2 separate regions of the Homo sapiens genome follow, and region 2 is linked to region 1. Evidence: read pairs that join two places in POLR2A ChIA-PET (ENCODE). Cell type or tissue: GM12878. All regions are shown on one strand.

Region 1 (8,000 bases):
AAAGTTCAAAACTTTCGGTTGAGGTTGCTAATCTGCTCTCCGAAATACTTGATAGTTGTGGAGATTAGGAGAGATGACAGAACACTAGAGAAGGCAAATATCCTAATTTAAAGAAAAACAAGATAGTAGCTATTGAAAGATGATGTTGACCACCAATAGCTTGGGTGAAATTCTGTAACAGGGTATTTAGAAAATAGTTTTGAAAGTGCTCTGAAACACAGGAATGGCCTCTCAAACTCAGTTTGGTTCCACCAGAGCAAGGCATTCTGGACAAGCCTCATTTCCTGCTTCACAGTGAGTGCTGCATGCCCGGCTTCTGTGACAACGCTACGGACAAAATGAGCAAAGGTGGGCCATACGGTGTATAAGGAGGGAGACAGAACCAGCTGAGATTAAACTCAAAGGATAGAAGACAGCACTCGTGTAGAAAGAATGTCTGTAACACTGAGCCTCATGGCCTTCTGGTCAATCCCCTCCCCTGAAAATATTGTATTGGTGGCTTTGATGTGGGCATTAGTCACACCCATCACATTTGCCAGCAACAGAGATGGCAGAGTATGTGACTGAATGAGGGCTTCAGGGAAACCATTAAACAGGAATCAGACTGAGGCTACAACATAACATTCAATGGGGTTTCATGAAGTTTTGTACAGACACAACAAAAAGTACACAATGAGACTGGGGAGATAGGTGGCTTATGGATTTCAGTTGATTACAAATTGAATATATGTCAGCAGGACAATGAAAGCATCAAACATAGCAAAACAGGATATTGTTAGGTGGCCTTAATGAAGATACAAGGTACTGAATGGGGGAGGAGATAGATCCACCCTAGTCCACTTGATCCTTTCTTAAGCACTGTGTTCAGTTTGCGGTTCCACACACTAAAAGGTTCTTGTGGAGAAAAAGGCATCCTTGCTAAACTAGGGAGAATGCACTGGGAAGCAATGGAGTTCATGACAGGGAGTCCAAACTTTTTTTCAGGTTAAATATTTGAAGATAGTGATGTTTCGTCTAGAGGGAAAAAACACTCAGCAGACTGTCTTCAAATAACTGAGTTTCTCAAGTGCTTGTTGGACTTGATTTGTGGGCAATTCTATTGGGCAGAAACATAAGGACTGTAGAAAAAAGCAAATTTGGGCTGGACCTAGGAAGAACTTTCAAATATTTGATGAAAATGGACTTTGTGGGCATTTGGAGCTAGTCACCCTTGAAGGAAGGAGGCTGATCAAGACTTGTTGACTGCTTGGCAGGAAATCTGTAGGGAGATTTCAGTAGAGATAATCTCTTAAATTCCCTGAGAGTCCATGGGAATAACTGCTTAGAAATGAAGTATGCACTCAAATAGACACAGAACTTTATGGAATCAAAACCTGTGAAAGCCCAAGAGGAGCAACTGATAAATTGATAAAGATCAAAACTTTCAGTTGAGGTTACTAATCTGCTCTCCGAAATACCTGATAGTTGTGGAGATTAGGAGAGATGACAGAACACTAGAGAAGGCAAATATCCTAATTTAAAGAAAAACAAGATAGTAGCTATTAAAAGATGATGCTGACCACCAATAGCTTCGCTGAAATTCTGTAACAGGCTATTTAGAAAATAGTTTTCTATTTTATCAACTTTATCAACTGAAGATGCTGATGCCTCTGTTGATCATATCTTTGTTGAAGAGGCCCACATAGAAACAGAATCTTCTGACTCCTGCTGCTCCCATGACTATGTACCAATAACTGCCACATCACATCAATGCCCACTACCCTCTCTTTTTGCCAAATATTACTGGTAGAGCTAAATAGCAACTCATTGCAGGCAGCCTAGGGCCAACTACAGAGTTTTCTTGGATTTCATTAGTTAAGTCAGAGTAACAGAATGGTTTCTAATTTCTACCACTCACAGTTTTGAAATGGTTATGGTATTAGGGTAAAGAGGAAGTCGGCTGAGCAGTGTAGGATATAGCACAAGGAGTGCTGGTCTGCTTGCTGTTTTGTCTGGTTTCCTTTTTTGTGTGTGTGGCAGGGTCTCTCTGTCACCCAGGCTGGAGTGCAGTGGCACAATCTTGGCTCACTGCAACCTGTGCCTCCAGAGTTCAAGCAATTCTCCTGCCTCAGCCTCCTGAGTAGCTGGGATTACAGGTGTGCACCACCATGCCCGGCTAATTTTTGTATTTTTGGTAGAGACAGGGTTTCACCATGTTGGCCAGGCTGGCCTCGAACTCCTGACCTCGAGTGATCCACCCGCCTCGGCCTCCTAAATTGCTGGGATTACAGGGGTGAGCCACCGTGTCCAGCCTCTTTTGTCTGGTTTCTAATTCTACTAGTGAGTACCCATGGTTTGGTCACTTCCCCTTCCTAGGCCTTAGTCTTCAAAGAAGGGCAATGGGCTGATTTCCAGGGTACTTTTAGAATCTAAAATTCAGTGGTCTGAGCTCTTAACTATACAAGGAAAACTAACTGAAGTTGTTTGTCCTATGAAGCCCTAAGAGGTAAAAGTTCTCATGTATATAATGTCAGTTAAATAAAAAGATACCACTTTTCCTAAGGAATGCTCTTTTGATAGACTGCATTTAATCCAAAGTAAAACAAAAATTGTTACTGAAAAGAGGAAAACTGGGCAAAGATCCACTTTTATTGGTGATTTCTGAAATGGGTTCCACATCCCCCACCTGCAGGACTCTGAAGGGATGCTGTGGAGGACAGGTGTGTGGGGTGAGTTGCACATGACTCCCCCATCCCTAAGTCAACTGGAGATGACCACTCCTCTACTAAACAACCATGTGATCTTTCACTACTGGATAAGGGTCAGGCCCCTGGTCTTTTAGAGGGCATAGCAGACTGGCAGGGAGCAATCTGCTTAAGTACACATCTTTTCCTACTAGCCTGTGAATTCCTTGAGAGCACAGAACCTACACTTGGTAACCACGGATAAATGTTATTGAAATGAATAAATAGACTTTAAACAAGAAGGATCTGAGAGCTACACTAATGCGATATATGAATAGTAGAGGGGATTTTTAGCTCAATGATCACGTAGTTGCTGACTCTACCAACAAATAAACGGGAACACATAGAGTCACATAAAGACAAGTTTGATGTGGGTTTTGTTCTTAGTCAGTTAAAAAAGCGGTTAGGTCATTTGAAACGCTTCTTTTCAGGCCTCATCTGTGGATGTGAATACTGAATGAGTAACAGAGAGAATTCTATCTGGAAAATTGCCCTTTCCATAATTTATAAGAAATCTAATCATTTAATATCAGGATTAATCATGGAGGTCTCTGAGGCAGAGAGGGAATCATACTTGGTAAGAGTTTCTAACTAGGGTAGTGAAGACCTGGCTATTTCCTTATTCTCCCACATTCAGAGATTTCTGCTTTAATTTTGGAAGAAAAGTGGGTGGTTATAGTAAGAAAAATAACTTGATAACTTAAAATTTGCTACCTCAAGGACCCTGGTAGGGAGAGTTCACACCTCTTAGGCACTCAGCGCAAACATGTTGGTTTAAGAATAAGTGCATAGATAATGTGGGTTTTAATCCAAGCATGCCACCACTTTGGAGGGAAAGTTCTCTGTCTATACATTTGGGAAGAGAGCTGCTCTGGGAACCCAGCCATGGAATACCTGGAAACTTCTTTTGCCAACCAACACTTATCAAGTTTTGAAAATCACAAGCTCCTAGCATTTAAAATAAGTTCTGAAAAGGTGTTCTCATAGATAATCTCTGGAGAGTATGCCTGGTAGTAAAAAAGAGCATTGAATTTGGAGTTGATGTGCTTGAGTTTAAATCCCGCTGCAGGACTTGAGACTAACTGCTCAAACTTCTAAGGCTCACTTTACCGACACCTGAAATGACCACTATTATCATCCTCACTGGGCTGTTGTGAAGACTGCCTAAGACAACACATGCAGAGCGCCTAGCAGAGGGGCTGCCAACTCACACTCACAGAATGTTAAGTTTCCTCGTTTCTTTTCTCCCGTTTCTATGGATGATCTATTTACAGGGGTCGGGGGGAGAGAGACAAAATATAATATGTGAGACTCGAGGAATTTACAACAGTTGGTAAGGCAGAGTCATATCTATAAAAGATGCACAGCTATGCGGAGCTGGTTAAGATAAATATCTAGAAATGGTATGATTCATAGGGCTGTAAGAATAGAGAAAAAAATGGCTAGCATGAGTGGGGTAGCAAGGGAAGGCTTCCTGGAAGAAGAATGATTTGAGTCAGTGCTTTGAGAATGGGTGGGTATTAGGTGTACAGAGATAAGCAGATAGGGCTGGACAAGACAAAGAGATACAAAAGTTCCGAAGGAGAACATACAGGGTGAATTCTGGTAATATGCCCAGCCTTGTCTTGCTGGAAGACTTGTTGCAGATTGGAAGAGCTCAACATAAGGCTTTCGGTAAATGGTAATAGGCTTCAAATGCTGAGCTAAGGAATTGGTCTTTATCTTGTAGAAAATGGAAAGGCAGGGAAGGTTTTTGAGCAGGAAATAAGCATAGCTCAATAATATCATCCAGAGAGCTTGCAAGTATACAAACATTCGCTCTTGTGTTATGAGCCATGCCGCTGTGAAAAAAAAAAATCCCTTTCATTATACTAATACTTAGTAAATCACTGAAGACCTACTTCAGAACTCCAAGGAAAACATTTTATGAATCAAAAGCTAAGGACAATATGTTAGCAATTAAATGAGATAACATAACAGCCGAGGCAGAACCACAGTTTTCCCCACCACAACTTCAAGCTGCTGCAGAAAGAAATGCTTATATCACCTTCCAAGTTATCAAGCCATTTTGTTTTGATTTTTGGAAGGCAGGGAGAAAGGAAATGAGAAGCGTACGGAGGTCGAGAGGATTCAGAGCTGTCTACTCTTTAATCAGAAGGAATTACTGAGGAGAGTTAGAAAGGCGATGTGCTCAATACAAAACCGGGACTGGGATGAGTATCAAGTTACTGCAACTCGCTTCCGCCCAGAACAACAAACGAAGGTGTGTAGTTGGGAATGAGACTCTCACCAGTGCTCTCTGCTGAAGTTTCCGGTGCATACCTCCCACGGCTACTTTATTTACTGCAGCTGGCCAAAGTTTTATAGCCTGTTTCATGTATTAAAATTCAAATGTGGAAAACATTACCAGTATCCTCCTTGAATTTTTTTGTTGTTGTGGGGAAGGGGGATGAGGTTTTTTTTTTTTTTTTTTTGCCTTCCCCTTAAACTTCCTTTTTATTGTGGAATGTATCAAATGGTCAAAGGCTAACTTCAGACTGATTAAATTCAAAAACTATTTCCTTTGTTCTTATGTTTTTGTTTTAAAATTCATACCAGTTTGCACGGGAAAGATAGGCCAAACCAATCCTTTTCACACACATTAGTGTTTCAGGCTGAGGAGCTCAGATTCTGGGGACACGTTGAATGGTTTTCAGGAAGAAAGGAGAGAGACTGCAAAACCCCATTTGGTTCAAAGGGCAGCAGGGTGATGACATGCCATATCTTTGGAGTTACGCTATGATCTGCTTGGCTCTGTGGCTGTCCTTGATTGAATATTAAATGTCTTCAGAGGAGAAAACAGGAACTTATCCTTATCAGCAAAACTGGCGGCTTTATTGCTTTTGTGTGTGTGTGTGTGTGTGTGTATATCAAGATCAAATTAAAGGGGTTTCTATGTAATATTGGCTAATTATTTCCTTTTTTCTACCGTTCTATTCAGTCGTCTCACTTTCGGTTCTACTGAGGTCAGTCCAACTTCCCATCTCCAAAAATAATTCTAGTCTTTTCCTCCCATCCCACCTCTGAATCTGACTCAAAAAGGAGTCAATTCAAAGGTCAAATAGTCCCCAAAAGTATTTATGTATAGTTTAATATTTAAAAGAACCACTTAACCTACATATGGTATTTAAGAAAAACTTTACATATTTATGGAAAAAATAGTCTCTGAAGCAATGCCCTGGGTGCATGTTACATCCGTTTAACATATGCAAAATGAACACAGCTACAGAAATTAAACTATTTTTCTGTTGATTGAGAGCAGATATACAGAAATGGTTATAAGTCACAGATCTGGCTTTTAATAAAGCCAGATTTCTTAATTAAAAGCAGTATGTTTAAACATTGTAGTTAGAAAAAAAAGAGCTGTACAAACGAAAATCTCATATTATATGCATCCCAAGTGTATTTAACACATTACCTGAGGCCAAGCTAAATTAAAATCTAGACTTTTCTTTTGTAAACTCTAAGCAACTGCCATGAACATATAAACAATTTTTATTCAATGATGAATTTTTAGGGCAGAGGTCAAGGGAAAGAAAAAAAGATTTCTCTTTGGCATTCAAAAATATCTTTCCACATTTTAGATGTGAGTTCGTTGCTTCTATTTATAAACCAGTATTTTTGGTTTCAAATTGGTTGCAGATTTCAATACTACACCGTTCAGAATGGTACTCTTAATCTTAGACTTTTATTAAGAGAAACTGAAAGATGGACAGGAGAATACTACTGAGCAAGAACTTAAAAGAACCTCATAATAATTTGTATGTATTTTGCATTTCCTTTTGGGACCATGCTTAAACGAGAAATGCTACAGTGATAATGGAAAATATACCTTCATCCAAGCAACTTTTAGCGAGCCTGTAAGGGGCAAAATAGGACACTAAGGTGCTTAGAGACGAGGTAGAGCTTGTGAGGATCAGAACTACAGAGAATCACTGGTCAAGTTACATTCTCCACCACTCTGGTCACCTCATTAATTGTCATCACTTAATATTCTATTAAGAAGAGTCTCTGAATCTTCATAATCATCCTCAAAAAGAATTATCTCCAAAATCCTTTCAAAAGTAATGAGGAAAAAAATCACAATTGTAATATGGACAAATCTGCTTAAATATAATTCAAATAAAGACTTATTCTAAATAGGTAGTAGTAAAGCTACTCTATTAAATTACACAGTCACATGCAATGTATTTATACAAATAAACATACCATATATTTCTATCTCCCAGACTCAGAATTGACAGACACTATTTTGGCTTCTTTAATTAAAAAAAAAACACTAATATTTGAATTACTAGCAATGTCATATTATAATATGAACTCAAATTGTACACTTTGGCCAGGGTCACCAAAATGAATAATTTCAAACACCAACAATGACCCAGCAATTCATCCTCAAGGGAAACATGTGTCTGCACAAAAACTTAAACATGAATATTTATAGAAGCATTATTCATCATAGCCAAGGAGTTGGAACAACCCAACTGTGTAATGTGGTATGTCCATACAGTGAAATACTATTTGACAATAAAAATGAATAAAGCTCTAATACGTGGCAAACTGTAGAAAAACTGCAACAGTCATGCTAAGTAAAAGATGCCAGTCAAAAAAGACCACCACATGTTGTATGATTCCATATATTCAAAATATCCAGAATAGGTAAATCTATAGACATAGGAAGTAGACAAGTGGTTGCCAAGGGCTGGAAGTGGAGGGATGGGGAATGACTGCTTAATGGGCAACGGGGATTCTTTTCTTTTTGCAGGGGGCAAAAATATTCAAAACCTAGACTATGGTGATGGTTGCACAACCTTGTAAATACACTAAAACACTTGAATTGTACACCTGAAATGGGCTCATCGTATGTTAAGTGAATTATATCTCAATAAAGCTGATTTTTTAAAAAACAGCAACAATAGTATCTATATCTGAAATTCTAACTCTATATGATAACTATAGAGTCTATAAATTTCATCACTTACCATGAGTGAATGTCTGTTGGCTGAAAGAAGGCCGGTTCCATACCCTGAGCCCAGACCACCCATGGCTCCATTATGAGAAGGTCCAATGATTCCATGCATGTCCCCATGACCACCAGGCATAGCTGTGGATGGGCCCACTGCATGGTTCCGGAGAACATGAATAGCATCATCCAGTCTTTCTAAACGATCTTCAATTCGGCTTTGCTGTTGGTTAACAAATGATGTAAAATTTGATTTAGTTCAAAAGGGGTGCCTA
Region 2 (8,000 bases), 58 kb after region 1:
CCAACTTCCAAGATCCATTTACGATTGCATGAGACAACAACGAACATATCACACGAGGGCAGAATTCCTTGTCAGGAATGAACCTAAGTAATGCAAATGGTAGTTTTTTGGGGCACATTTCATTATCCAAGACATTCAAGGTATTAAAGGAATATTCATGCAAGCACCTCACCCAAGACCAAAGGAAATCTTTGGTCCTTATTCAAAAGGTTCAATCTACTCATGAACTAGATATGGGAAGGATCAGTTGAGAAAATGTGATTTAAGAAGAGAGCATTTGTAGCATTAGCTCTGAAAGCCTGAACCGCCTTTCAAGCTCCTGGCCTAGTTTTTAACTCAGAAGAGGATCAACTTTGTTTCAATGATAAACCAATAATTGCATATTTGGTGGAAAAGTCTACAGCTCTGTCAAGCAGCAAAGGAAGCATGGTGACAGCAGTTTCAGGTGACGGGACACAATAAAAACAATGAGGAAAGAAAATGTTTGCTTTTTCTGTCAACTGAGATGTCAGTACCCATTAATAAATCTATCTGCTAAAGCTACTCTTATTCATGTGGGACATCACCAATTTGAAGTAAAATAAATTATCTTTAATTAAATGGAATTGTCGTCTTCCTCCCGCTATCATCCCCAATTATTACATCCTAATCAGCCTTTTAGGGAGAAGGCAAGAGAGAAGGCTGAAAGGCACATTGACTATAAACAATTTCTCTTTCTGTCAACTGGTAAAATTTTTAATTTTAATTATTGATTATAACTACAATTTTTCGATCTAAGTAATGAAAACCACAAAAATTCTGTCACTTACAGGGGGAACACTGTACATGGTCACTTCCAAATTTCCTTTAACTCTTTCTCTGTGAAAATTTCCAAAAACCAGAAGAAATCACTATGAACTAAGCAAATTATCTATTTAAACCTAATCTATTACTTTTATTTCCAGTACAAAAGTACCAGTTTCAATTAATACTCCAGAATGCACAGCACTAACTGAATGCCAGCTAGGATGTATGTTTTTGGTTGTTAAGCTTTCAAAAACTAGGATTACGGAATGGTATCAATTTATGTTTAGACAAGAATGGTATATACACTTTAAATATTAAGACATGTAACTGGATAAATGGAGGTGGGTGATCTTATTACCAATGCTTACGATTTCCTCTGCCCCAGTTTTCAGCTCCCCTAATTCTCTTTTTTTGTAACTTCACCCAAATTCTAACAAAAGCAATGTGTATTTTTAATCAAGTGATTCATATGAAATATATGCTATTATCAGTTTCCATACTGATAGGATAATGCCCTTCAAAATAAATGATGAAATCAATAAGTAAATGAAGTAGTGTGTCACTCCCACTCCAAAGATACAGAGGTGAACTATTTTCCCAAGAGTGACAAAGAATGAATTTAGGAGCAACTGGGCACACCTTCATTTACCGTGCCCCTTCCGACTCTACTCCCAACAACCAGGTTGGATTTTGTTTGCTTCACTTTTTGTTATAACTATAGACTTTGCAAGGGAGGGTGGGGAGTTTTCACCTTCCATGTAACAACAAAATCAACCACTGAAATTGGGAAGTGAATTATTAATTATTTGTTCTACATAGAAGATAAATGTATCTAGAATAAACAGGTAAGGGTGTTGACTGTTTTCTGACTGCTTAGTGTTACTTTTAAAAATGTAATTTTTTCAGGGTGTAGTACTGTTTTCATTTAGCATGCCTTTGAATTGCCGCCTACAGAAGTAAAAAAAGAAACCACAGCTATACAAGCCTGCTGACTTTCTTATAAAAGAACCAGTTTTTAACTTGTTTATACTACTGATTCCAAATGAATTCAAGATGGTGGCTAGTTAAAGAAAGCAAGCCCATGCCAGGGAGTTTGATCAAAGAACTTCAATTCAGCAATGTTCAGTTTTAATTGACCACTAATTAAGCTACATTAGTCCAAGAAAGGTCTGTATCACTTTGAGTAATAAAGAAAAGAATTAATTTAACCCTGTGTCAGTCAGCTTTAGTAAATTCATCTGAAAGCAACTTCTCAAACGACAGGCATGAAAGAGGTGTCTGGTGTTAAATGCCAAATGTGGTCTACAGAATTCAGAGAAGACCAGGAACTCCGTTTTCAAGGGTATTTGTTACTTTGCTAGTGATGTCACCTTGCAGGTATAATTATCTTCATTACAGATACAAAGATGTCAGCTTTACTCCCTGGGTTGCAAAGGGTTGCTTTAAAATTGGATTCAAAACATGGCATCATACCAGCCACAGTTTTAACTTTCCTGTATTCTAGACAAAAATAGAGTGGATTTGCAAAATCATGAGAATTTTCAAAGGCTTGGAACTCTCCTTCTGGGAAAAGTGAGTTGAAGACTGGGTGGGGGCAGGGGGAATAAAACAACTGCAATAACACCACCAAAAAAGCTCATTATAATTAGGAACCACAAGCTATGACAACCATGACAGCAGCATTCAAAGTCCATGTGTTAAAATAGTTCATTTCTGAAAATCCAGTTGCAAAATTTTTATTTTCCCACACATTGTACATCAAAATTTTTTTATCCACAATTCTGATTTAAAAAAAGGCTTTTAGGAAGAGGGAAAAAAATTATAAAGCAGCAACAAACTCCATTTCAGGATTTAACATCAAGATGTAAGATATAAGAAAACACTGCTTTAAAACTTGGGTGTTTATGACTGGTAAAGTCCTTCACCTTAACTCAGAGGTAAATGACCTATGGTCTTATGACAAATGTCAAATAGTAAAAATATGTTTACATTTTAAAAGTAAACCCAAACGTCAATGGTACGCTGGCTTCTATTTTATATTAATTACCTCTGCCCTCCAAGCCTGCATGAAGAGCATTGGCTGTTGTATCACTGAAAGCCATAAGGGTCAAATACTCTTGAAGAGGTGTACTCTGTGGCCTCAACACACATTATATTTCGTCTTAATAGTTTCTGGCAACCAAAGACTGCATTTTCTACAATAGTATTTAATAAATAACATTTTTAAATCATTCTGCCGGTACTCATTAAAATGCACTTGTTTGTGAAATGCAATAGTTAGCTCTATGAAACCAAAATATTAATGCAAATTGGAATTTCTAAGTTTAAAGTGGTATTTGCATAACAGGAACTAAACGTGGCACAAGCTGAAAGAGTGCACAGCACACAAATGCTTCTCAACACCATAATTATTACAAACAAAATGATGGCTTACATATACACCATTAGAAGCCCAAGGCATCTGCCAGTCTGTGTCACCATAGGCTTCCAGTGCTCCCAATGTCTAGACTGTAGCAACGAGAGGATGATGGGGAAAGCTCTGGAATTGTCTCACCTGTTAAAGTAGCACAGGTACAAGGCACCAACAATCTCATTCCCAGTGCTTAATAATAGCCTAGGGCTAGCCCATTCATCTGTTGCCACCTATGGTTATCACTGAAAAGTAATTAATATGATTTTGAGTGCATGTATGAATGAACATGGTCTTCAGCACTACCAACGCTAACTGGGCACATTTGTCCAACTCAGTGATGCAGGAAATGGAAAGATAGTATGGATGTAGGTATGTACTTACTTAAGTACTACTTAAGTGACACAACTTTATAACAACACAAAGTCAGGTTAGGGACTAAATGACTGCTAAGGACAAGATGGACAGACGTTTTCATTTACTATGAAAAATATTTGGATTATGTGAGTAAATACATATTTTTAAAAAATTTTAGATCCAAGGGGTATACGTGCTTGTTGTTACATGGAATATTGCATGCTGCTGGGGACTGGGCTTCTAATGTACCCATTACCCAAATGGTGAATATTGAACCCAATTTAACTTTTGATAAAATACTACTTTTTACTAAAACAGCAAGAGCAGAGGCATGAGCTCTGTAAAATTTGGCAGACACCAGCTCTCTCGGGAGCATTCTACCCAAAGGTCTTGTCTAACTGTATGTATGGACATATGCCCGTATGGTGGATGTGACACATTCATTAGGCTGCATAAACATTTCTTGGTTGTCTACAATATGCCAAAAGGTCTACAAAGATGCATTAAGACATGGTCCCTTCTGGAGGGTATCACTGGCTGGAAATTCAAGGTCCCCATTGTGTGCAGACAGGCAAAGGGCTGTATCCTTTGAAAAGTTTGTGTAACTCAAGCTCTAAATTTAAATTCAGTTGAGATAAGCATTCAGTAAAGTGCTACAAGGTAGCATTAAAATGTCAATTCTTACATCAGATATTTGACAATAAAGCTAAGAAAAATGTAAAAATATCCTATTGGAATATATAGCAGCAATGACTCTATTCTGTCATGACCCACATGATCTTCAGCAAGTTTTAATCCCTCAATGCTTCCATTTCCCAGGCCAGCACCTCCCCATGGAACTTTCTACAATGATACAAATATTCTGTATCTGTGCTAATACAGTAGCCACTGATCATATATGAAAACTCAGTAATTGAAACTTGGCTAGTGCAACCAAGGAAGTGATCTTTTTAAAGTTTTATTTAATTCTCATTGACTGACATCATTTATTTATTATTATTATTATTATCATTATTTTTAATTTTAGAGACAGGGTCTTGCTCTGCTGCCCAGGCTGGAGCACAGTGGCATGATCACAGCTTGCTGCAGCCTCAGCTTCCTGGGCTCAATGATCCTCCTGCCTCAATCTCCTAAGTAGCTGGGACTATAGATGAGCGCTACCATGCCTGGCTAATTTTTTTTTTTTTTTTAACTTTTTCTAGAGACAGGGTGTCCCAATGTTGATCATGTTGATCTTGAACTCCTGGGCTTAGGCAATCCTCCCGCTTCAGCTTCCCAAAGTGCTGGGATTACAGGCATAAGCCACTGTGCCTGGCCTTCATTTGAATGTTAATAGCCACATGGGGCCAGTGGCTACCTCACTGAACAGGCCAGGCTTTGCCTGTGAAATGGGATGATGACTCCTGCATCACCTATCTTACTGAGGTGCAGTAACGATCAAATTAGAACTGGGTTGAGAAAATGTCTGAAAGAACCGAAGCTTACAACTGTATTTTACTGGATATTAATTATTGCTACAATATTTTCTGTAAGCTTTATTTTAACTGTAAGCCACTTTCCTAATAATTAAAAGTCACAGTAAGATTGGTTTTATACTCCATAAATGTCTGAGTTAAATACCACACAGGCAAGCTTCCTGAAGCATATTCTAAAAACACTGTGTAAGCAAGTTATTGTTCTACAATTATTCAGAGGGACATATGGACTATAAGAGAAATACTGAGAGTGCAACACAGATAATCAATGATTGATCAAAAAAAGGTCAATACTCCCTCAAATAGTTTCACTTACAGGAAATTCATGATTTAAAAAAATTACCATCTTCCAGAAACAGAAATATTCAAATAAAAAAATTACCATAAAAATAGTAATCTTTATTACTTGTCTGGCACACAAAAAGAATGTTAAAATTTTCTTTTCAGTTGCTCACTTTGAGTACAGACAACGCTGTACAATAAAAGGTGGAAGACAGTTCAAAATAAATGCCAGTTTAGGGCAAACTTATAGATGGTTACAGATGTGATGTACAAAGTAAACCTAAACACATCAGTGTGATTTTACTAGAATGTGTTGTACCAAGCTGGACAGGGAAACAGGAAGAGTGAAGTGCAGGGTCTGAGAATGCCTGTGGGAAGGAATTGAAATTCCATTAGCTAATGGGCTAAGCAATAAATGAAAGCATATCTGTACACCAAAGATATACTGCAAATCAGAGCTGCCATTCCCGTGCCCAGCCTCCATATCTACTCTCATTAAACCTTGGAGAACTTTGTATATCATGGGGAGGAAATTGAAGAGTGGCTCAAGTTACTGTGAGGCTTGGCAACTAGCTCCAAAATGTGGCACCTAAGGAGTGAGGTCTAGAAGTTGGCAGATGTAAGACTCAGCCACCAGATCCTGCCACCTTCCTCCACAGGGTGCTACAGAAGGCAACTGAGGTTTCAAAATCACTTCCGTATCATGGCCAAGAATTATCCACATTGAGGAGAAGCGCAGCAGTGGCAGGGAGAGAGGTCCCCAGTTGTGAGGAGGTAAAGGAGTTGCATTATTGGGAAAGCTGGAAAGAACATCTTCAATGTTGGCTTTAAATTTTAATCTTTTCTTGATAACAGACGATATGATGTTATGATGTTAATGATGATGTAAACAATGTCCGTAATGCCAAAAAACTTAAAACATAATTATTAATTAGTTTCTTTATGCTAATTTCTTCTTTCCACTTTATGTCCTGTAGGGAAAAAATGGTAATACACTTCCTCATTTAGGATGATTCAAGACAAACCAATAGTTACACTGATAGAGGGTTCTAAACATTTTAAAAGGTAAGACAAATATATGTTTAGGGTATGCAGACATGTTGTGTTACTGACTCAACATATTCTAACAGCTGCTTTGAAGCCATTCCAGTTGGTTCACAAATAATGTACAATATTTAATACACTATAAAATCTCACGTTTTCATGGTAAAACGTAGAAATACCTGGGCAATGCTATAGTGTGCTATGCCAAAACAAACAAACAAAAAACAATGTTTTGGAAACAAAAGAAAAAAGGAAAGAAAAGAAAAGGAAAAGGGAAATAGAAAGGGAAAGAAAAAAAACAAAAAAATGTTATCCTCTATAAATGCCTCACAATGCCAAGATTTAATTATGGAACTTATTATGACATTATTTAATTCTTAAGGTCCAGATATATCACTTTGCAAGCAGGACTTCCCAACCTCAGCACTTCTGAGGGTCTGTCTTGCACGCTGTTAAGATGTTTAGTAGCATCCCTGGCCTCCAGCCCTAGATGCCAGTAGCAAGCTCCTGCCTGACCCCCACAGTTGTGACAATCAAAAGCGTTTCCAGATATTGCCGTATGTCCCCTGGGGAACACCCTGTTCTAAAGATATATGTTTGTAATCTTAGTCTGTCAGCAACAAATATCCACTTTGATTTTCTTAAATCTTCATATAAACAATGTCCATCTCGAGGAGTATCTTCTTTCAACTAAACAAGGAAATAGCCATTGACACCCATGATCACTTAGTATGTGATAGTCTGACTTTGTGATCTTATGGCCCTCCATAGTCTTAGCCTCTAACTTTGACACAGGTAATGTATGTTCACTCTGGAACTTTTAGAACCAACTCTATAGCAGTCTTGATTATGTGACAGCAAATATTTTATCATTTTCAACTAAATGTTCTGAACTACATGCAATAATCAAAATAATACTCTGCAGAAAAATTTCTGAGGAATAAACAAGTTTGAGTAATAAATAATTGGCATTATCTATTACTGTCTAGTTATGAAATCTATCCATCTATCTACCCACCCAACCATACTTTCTCCAATCCAGCCATACATTCATCATCATAAAACCTGTCATGCTTTCAATTCTGATTGAGTTACACAGGTAAAAAGCCTAGGACTGGCCAAAGAGTTTAATCTACATAGCTCCCTATTGGCAATGCATCTGTGAAGACACTGTTGTCTATACATAATTCCACATCAGGCCAGCCATATATTTTATATACTACATCATCTAACTCGAAACAGGAAAATATCTTAATGTATAAATGTGTTTAGGTTTTCTTAAATTGGTTACTTTGTTAAATAGGTAATCTATTGAGAGATGCAAGATTCTAATACGGATTATCCTGAAAAGGTAAACATTTAAACAGACCAACTGAACCCAGGAATCACCATCTAACTTTAAAACAGGTTAAATGGATCTTCAACATGAAGATTAAAAATGTATTAAAGATTCCAAAAACAAGTGCTAGCCTAAAGCTACTTAGCCATGATCTATTTGTCCTTTCTCATCTGTTTTTCCTTTTTCGTCATCTAAAGATAATGGAGGAAAAGCACCATAAAACCAAAACTTCCTTCATAAGAAACAATTCCGTATGGTTTTGCATTTTTCAATGTCATATCTGAAAGGTAAAGCAGCTTCTCTAGTC

The links. ChIA-PET counts read pairs that join two places held together with the same protein. Peaks named below come from ENCODE experiments on the same cell type or tissue, not always from the same donor. Only the 100,000 strongest peaks of a DNase experiment are listed, where the experiment ranks them.
Region 2: POLR2A ChIA-PET joins it to region 1 with 17 read pairs; 4 of 35 experiments call an interaction of 5 or more read pairs at or near these places.

Annotation. Positions count from the first base shown.
Region 1 is chr18:55,246,753-55,254,752 of GRCh38, forward strand. TCF4 (transcription factor 4) reads right to left here. Exons shown (of 20, transcript NM_001083962.2): 15 at 7,745-7,948. Among named protein-coding and RNA genes, the nearest start is that of LINC01929, 130 kb to the left of the region's middle. RefSeq lists enhancers at 2,851-2,900, 2,911-2,970. In GM12878, no CTCF peak of the experiment used is centred here; a DNase peak (open chromatin) is centred at 3,038; H3K4me3 peaks cover 623 bases; H3K27ac peaks cover 4,308 bases.
Region 2 is chr18:55,304,552-55,312,551 of GRCh38, forward strand. The region is part of intron 8 of TCF4 (transcription factor 4); the gene reads right to left. Among named protein-coding and RNA genes, the nearest start is that of TCF4-AS1, 140 kb to the right of the region's middle. In GM12878, no CTCF peak of the experiment used is centred here; no DNase peak of the experiment used is centred here; H3K4me3 peaks cover 2,786 bases; H3K27ac peaks cover 1,949 bases.